2 separate regions of the Homo sapiens genome follow, and region 1 is linked to region 2. Evidence: chromatin contacts called from ENCODE Hi-C or POLR2A ChIA-PET data. All regions are on one chromosome and are shown on one strand. Each heading gives the region's core, a stretch centred on a gene start or an enhancer-like site at or near the end of the contact. The rest is flanking DNA. Distances are from core to core; before and after follow the strand shown.

Evidence for each region. A loop is a pair of places that touch in the nucleus more often than their neighbours do. ChIA-PET counts read pairs that join two places held with the same protein, here RNA polymerase II (POLR2A).
Region 1: a loop to region 2 is called in a map of OCI-LY7, with 4 times the contacts of the local background. The contact joins the enhancer-like site here to the promoter of TRAF1 in region 2. A Hi-C loop is called at or near these places in 1 of 168 maps with a recorded cell type or tissue (OCI-LY7). POLR2A ChIA-PET finds 5 or more read pairs at or near these places in 1 of 52 experiments (B cell).

What each region holds. Positions count from the first base shown.
Region 1 is chr9:121,943,334-121,946,558 of GRCh38, reverse strand. All of the region lies in intron 6 of TTLL11 (tubulin tyrosine ligase like 11), which reads left to right. Among named protein-coding and RNA genes, the nearest start is that of TTLL11, 150 kb to the left of the region's middle. Within about 2 kb of position 1,723, at least 4 of the 41 ENCODE cell types and tissues checked have a DNase peak (open chromatin) inside an H3K27ac peak, as active enhancers do; they include B cell and OCI-LY7, where a contact is called at or near this core.
Region 2 is chr9:120,925,108-120,928,407 of GRCh38, reverse strand. It overlaps TRAF1 (TNF receptor associated factor 1), which reads left to right and starts at 1,612. Exons shown (of 8, transcript NM_005658.5): 1 at 1,612-1,858; 2 at 2,107-2,472. The coding sequence starts at 2,333. RefSeq lists enhancers at 1,334-1,653, 1,994-2,333, 2,794-2,863, 2,460-2,983.

The DNA of each region.
Region 1 (3,225 bases), core at 474-2,973, 1.0 Mb before region 2:
TAACTGTTTTTTGCACAAGAACTTTTTCGTCTTCCTAAATCTTGAAGGCTGGCCCCAGGTATGATTCCCGTGGTCAAAGCCCCTGCCTCTGTAAGCCCCACCTGCTTTGCCTAGTCGGCCATGAGCTGTGGCAAAACCAGAGGGCTGTGTGCGTGTTTTGTGCCTGTGTGGATCTTAAGTGGAAACTGATGAGGTCATGCCAGGGGAAGGGGGCCCAGGAGCAAAGGATTCTGGGATTCTACCCACCATTCTCTCCCTATCTCATTCCCCAGCTCCTGTCGGCTTGTTGAGACCCCCAAGCATGCCACGCTTTTTGATGCCTCTATGCCTTTGCACATCTCACCCCCAGGCCCAGGGCACTCTGTGTGTCCACTCTGGCACAGTAGTTCCTGTATTATATTGTCATTATTAGTTTACCTGTTTGTCTTAATTCAACAAATACTTATTTAGTGCCCGTTATGAACCCAGCAGAAGGAATGCTGGATTTATGGTTTAAACATCCTGTGAGCTCTTCAAGGCTCAGAACCACATCGGATGCATTCATGCCCTTGGCATTTGGCATGGGGCCTGGCACATAGAGTTTTTTTTATATTTTCGAAAGATGGAAGGAAGGATGGGTGGATGGGAGGCGATTCTATCTTACCTCCATGTTCAGGACTGTGACTTAGAGGGATAAGTTTTTGAAAGGGTGACTTTCCAGGGAAGTGGAGTGTGTTTGTAATTTCCAGAAATTTCACAGGGAGATTCAGTTCCCATGGCAGGATTTATCCATGGTTGTTAAATTGTGGATCACTTTCTTTAAGGGACATGGACATTGACTTTTAAAATAAATTTTCTCTCCAATACTGTCCTGAATGGAATCATTAAATGTAGAGTGAGTTTGGAAAATTGTAAGTAGTTCGGTATAGATGGAAGGGGTGGTGTAGGAAGCAGAGGGAATGAATTTGGAAGGATTGGCAGGGATTTGGACTATAAAGGACCTTGAATGCCAGGTTAAGGAGCTTTAGATCTGCCCTGTGGGCAGAGAGGAGGACCTCGTGGACACTTTAGAGGAGGAATGGCAGAGGCATGCTCAGTGGGTGGGTAAGAGCATCATTGTGGTCGGCTCCTTGAACAGATCAGATCAAATCACTCTTCCTTCCGAGCAATCTCCCAATCTACCATTCCTGCCCTTGCCATTTGCATAATTTACTTTTAATTATTGCTTTCATTATTTTCACAGCCCATCCTGGCAGGAATAATCTGATACTGGGTGGAATTAAACTGATGGGACCTCAGCAAACCTCCTTTGTTCATATTATTAACCCATGTATTTTTCAGAGAAGATTTTATTAAAAGAGATCATCTGGGATTTGCTCCTAAGCTGTATTTTCCGGAGACAGCACAGCCAGCAACTGTCCCTTGCACCCGACTCCTCTCTGTGGGTACAGTTTTAAAAGCAGGTGTCACTCAGCGCTTAGGGAGCACCAGTTTCTAATTAGTTGCTTGTTAAACCACAGGCCTCCAGATTGGGCTACTAAAATTACTAGTTTATTTAGTGAAGAAACACTAATGGTATTTTTTTAACCCTGAAAACAAGCATTTCCAGTTCTTTGCTGATGCCACATTTTTCTGAGATGAATGTTATTGTTACACATTACTGTTACTATTTATGGTGCCCAGAGCAGTGTGGGTTCTTTGCAAATGTTATTATCTTGTCGATTTCTCACGGGATTTTGCAAATACTGCTTTTCCAGAAGAGGAAGCCTGGTCTCAGAGAACTGAGTCACTGCCTAAAGTCACATAGCCAGTGTGGGCCAGGCTGGAATTCAACCTGGGGCTGGCCTATGTCCTTGTTCTTTTCAATAGCTTCTTCACTGTCACTTGCTTATTGATTTCCATTTGCCAATGGACCACGCTTTATGACATAGGAATTTGTATTTTTGTTTAAAAGCATCTGGAAAATAATAAAAATAATTTGAAAATATAGCTTAAGTATATTATGTATTAAACAAAACACCATTACTGTCAATTCACTTAAAGGAACTCAATATTTTCTTTTCCTTTTTTTTTGAGATGGAGTCTCACTCTGTCACCCAGGCTGGGTGCAGTGGCGCGATCTCGGCTCACTGCAACCTCCGCCCCCTGGATTCAAGTGATTCTCCTGCCTCAGCTTCCCAAGTAGCTGAGACTACAGGTGCCTGCCACCATGCCCAGCTAATTTTTGTGTTTTTAGTGGAGGCGGGGATTCGTCATGTTGGCCGGGCTGGTCTCAAACTTCTGATCTCAAATGATCTGCCCGCCTTGGCCTCCCAAAGTGCTGAGATTACAGGCGTGAGCCACCGCACCAGGCCCGGAACTCAATATTTTCTTGCTATACTAGTGAAGTCCCAAATTCTAAAATTACCCCAAGGGCAAAAGTTTAGTCCTTCAATGATTATTCATGGTGCAACCAGCCTTCCTATGCTATTTTTATCATTTTGTTAATTTGGTCATAGTCTGTTCTTCCTTCCAGGAAAATGCAATTGTATAAAATCACTTTTGATCAGGAATTTGTAAATGTCCATTAATCTGGGTTTTGACTCTCTCACTGTTAGCTATTCATAATACAAGGATTGAGTTTTCTTTGATCAGACATGAAGAAAGAAATGGGCAGTCTTATAGAATCATTCATTCACTTATTCAACAAACATTTTCTGAGCATCTCCTGTGTGGGGTGCACAGGGGGATAGACCTGTAAGGCTAACCTACATGGTCTATTCCCACGAAGCCTGGATTTCAAAGGAGGTAGGTAGGCATCACATGAGTATACAAAGAAAGAAAACAAGTGCAATGAGGCCAGTAAGTATGATGATGGGGACAGTGATGGGAACAGTGAGACATCATGTTTTTCTTGAGGTGCTCACTGGAGAGTGGAGAGACAGATGTTTAAACAAAATAGATACAAGCTCTGGCTTCTAGACACCTGCAGGTGTAACATTTACTATTTTGATCATTCTTGAGCAACCATGAAGATCTGAGAAATGTAGCAGTTTGTCATTTTGCTGAGGCCTAAATGATCTTCCATTGTAAAATAAAAGGTTTTGTCCCTCGGTAAAATAATTTGGGCATTAACAAGTGGGAGAGGTAAGTGTTTGGGGGAAGTGGTGAGTCTTTCCTGCATTCACGGACTCACACATCCACATAGATCTTATTTCAGTTATTGATGCAACAAACCTTTATCTTAGTGTCTGTTACGGTCCGTAC
Region 2 (3,300 bases), core at 363-2,862:
CCAGGGCATTTGGCGTCCCCGACATGCGTATACACTTGGAGAGATGATTCCCTGGAGATCCAAGTGCCTGTATAGACAATCTTTTCTAGAAGTTCTACCGTTAGGTGAGGCGAGAGTAGATGTAGAAATTGGAGACGAGAATAAAGAGTGTTTTAAAAGCGTGCGTGGTTACAGGACTGGCTCTGGGTTCAGGGGTCCCCACTCACTAGCTGTGAGACCTTGAACAAGTCGCTTAGCCTCTCTGTGCCTCAGTTTTCTCATCTGTAAGGTGGGGATGATGATGGCAATACCTGCTTCACAGAGTGAAAATTAGATGAGATGATGTCTGTAAAATTACGTAAGACGGTACCCAAAAGTAGTACTATTTTTCCCTTTTCTTATTAGAGCAGGTTGCGCACGTTTTGATGTCCGTGGGAATGAGCAGGTAGAGAGGGTGGTATTGAGGCCGGAGGGGAGAGAAGGGACCCACAGATGGGGAGAGAAGTCTTGGGTGCCTGTTTTATCCCAAACCAGGGGAAGGAGGGAACAGGTAGGGCTGGCTGCAGGAAAGCTTGCAGGTATGGGGTACACAGTTAAAAGGGAGTGTCTTCTGATAGTCTTGATGCAGGCCTGGAGGTCGTTTGTTATGGGGGTGGAGGTCCTGATGTACATTGTGGCGGTAAGATGCCGTGCTGTCTTTGCCACCAGCCTGTGGCAGCCCTGGTGTTACACCAGGGCAGGTGGGCAGTTTAATGTATCTCAGGCCAGATGACCTGCCCTGCCCACCTGTTGAGGCTCCAGTAGATAGACGTGAAAGCACAGTATAAGCATAATGCACCACTTTAATCCTTTTCTCTGAGGAGCTGGAAGGCCTGTAGTCACCATCTGAGCCAAATGTCATTCAAGTACTTCACTTGGGTTACACACCACACTTTGACCCACTATCTCATTTAGTCATCACAACAAATGGGTGAAATAGGTATTATTGTCCCATTTTACAGATGCAGAATCTGAGTTTCAGGGAAGTTAAGGACTTTGTCCCAGGGCCCACAGTTAGTAAGCAGTGGACCCAGGATTTCAACTCAGCTCTGTCTGACCTCAAAACCCATGATCTGAAACCACTGTGAAAGTTTGCAAAACCTCTGTAGCAGCCAAGCAGGATGGAAAGATGTGTAGGGATTGTCTTCTCCATTTGATAGATGAGACAAGAGCTGGGTACTCTGATCTCCATCCCAAGCACACAGAGCTTGGGGCCCCACAGCCCTGGTGTGAATCCCACTCCACTACCAGAGGCTGTGTGCCTTTGGACCAGGCATCTTGCTTCTCTGACCCTATATACAGCTGCAGAAGAATTCCTTGCAGGTTGCTGTAAGGATTTGGAGGGAAACTGTTGCCCAGCACACAGTACACATTCTGGGAGCCATCGTTTCCCCAGTGCACTTTTCCTGCAAATGTGGATCTACATCCCACTTGGATGCTGAGACCAGCTGCTGTGATCTTGCATTTGTTTAGCGCTTTGTTCTCCTTGAGGCAGTAAAGTGGTGGCACCTGACCGGAGCATGTAGCCACCTATGACTTCCTGAGTGGGGTGGTGTGGGGAGGGCCCTGAGGAGTCTGTGGTCCTAGGCCTTGGATTTCATCAGGGCTTTCCTGCTCCTTCTGGTTGCCTCAGTCCCAGGCAAGATAGGGTCCCAGAATCTTACAGCCCAGAGGCCACCTGTTGCAACTTCTTTTTTACAGATGGAGTCATCAGAACCCACTGTGAGGAAGTGACTTCTCCTTGAGGTCACCCAGACACTCCAAACAGAGCAGAGCAAAAGCGCCTAGAACTTGAAATTTTGGACCTGTCTCCAACACCCTGGGGATTTCCACCAGGAAGGTGAGCACCCCCACTGAGAATTCCAGGCTGCTCAGAGGTGCCAGGGAACACAGACCAGGGACCAGCTGTGGCCCCCTCCTCCGATGTGCCCAGGGAAGTGGGGGAAGCCAGCGGCAGCCTGCGATTCTCAACCAGGGGAACTCTCACTGTGCTTTCTGAGAGTCTGTGACACGGGTCATTTTCTCTGACTTGCTCTCTTGCTTTTTCTCACTCTAAAAAAAAAAAAAAATGACTGGACACTCCTAAAGCCTTCAGTCACCATCCAGGGGATTTTTATCGCCACAAAGGGTAATTCCTGCTCCATCCCTGCTGTGACTCAGCTGTGACGTTGAACCACACAAGCCAGAGAGAAGAAGATAAAGTCATCAGAGCTCCTACTCACCAGAGAGTGAGGCCCAGGCCAGGACTCCACAAGGCTGGTCCCCTGCCCTGGAGCAACTTAAACAGGCCCTCTGGCCAGCCTGGAACCCTGAGATGGCCTCCAGCTCAGGCAGCAGTCCTCGCCCGGCCCCTGATGAGAATGAGTTTCCCTTTGGGTGCCCTCCCACCGTCTGCCAGGACCCAAAGGAGCCCAGGGCTCTCTGCTGTGCAGGCTGTCTCTCTGAGAACCCGAGGTGAGGTGATGGAGGAGCGGAGGGTGGGCAGAAAGTGGGTGCCAGGGAGGGACCCCTGATGGGAGGTGAGGGGCAGAGGAGCCTGTGACTTCAGGCGGTGACTTTTCTTCTCTGGGCCTCAGTTTCCACACCCTTTTCTCACACTCCCTGACACTGCCCCTCTGGCTGTGGTGGAAGGAGAGGAAGCCACAGAAAGGCATCAGCTCCCACAGGGGAAAGCCATCCACACCGAGGAGAGCCTCGAGGCTGTGAGGCCACTGTCTCACTGTGTGGTCTGGTGCTCTGCTAATGTCCCTAAGCCGCAGCTCGCTTGTCTGTAAAGCTGTTTTCTGTGTCATAGAATTGTTAATGAAGCCCAATGAATAATAATCACAAAAGTCCTTATAATAACAAATATAAACCTCTTGGTGAATGACAAACTGTTAGACGAATATCTCTCCTTCCACAGCATTGCTCATCACCTCAGACCGTTTGCTGGGAACCCTTTTGGAGGGGACAAAGAGATCGATATATATTTGTGTATTTAATGATACTTAAAATATTAACAACCCAGAAAGGCATGATATCAGTACTATTGTGGACATCCCTCTTTAAGCAATTATGCACCTACTGTGTGCCAAATGCTCTGCCCTTGGGTCCTCAGCACAACTTAGAGGGGTGGATACTATTATGATCCTATTTTACAAATGAGAACACTGAGGCCTAACAGATTAGGTCAGCTTTGGTCAGTTTCCTGGCAAATATGCCCTTAAACTATCTCATGTGATGACCTTTTGTTTGCGGTTTTACAGCTTAAGAAGGTGGCAAAGCTGAATCAGGCAAGTGAGA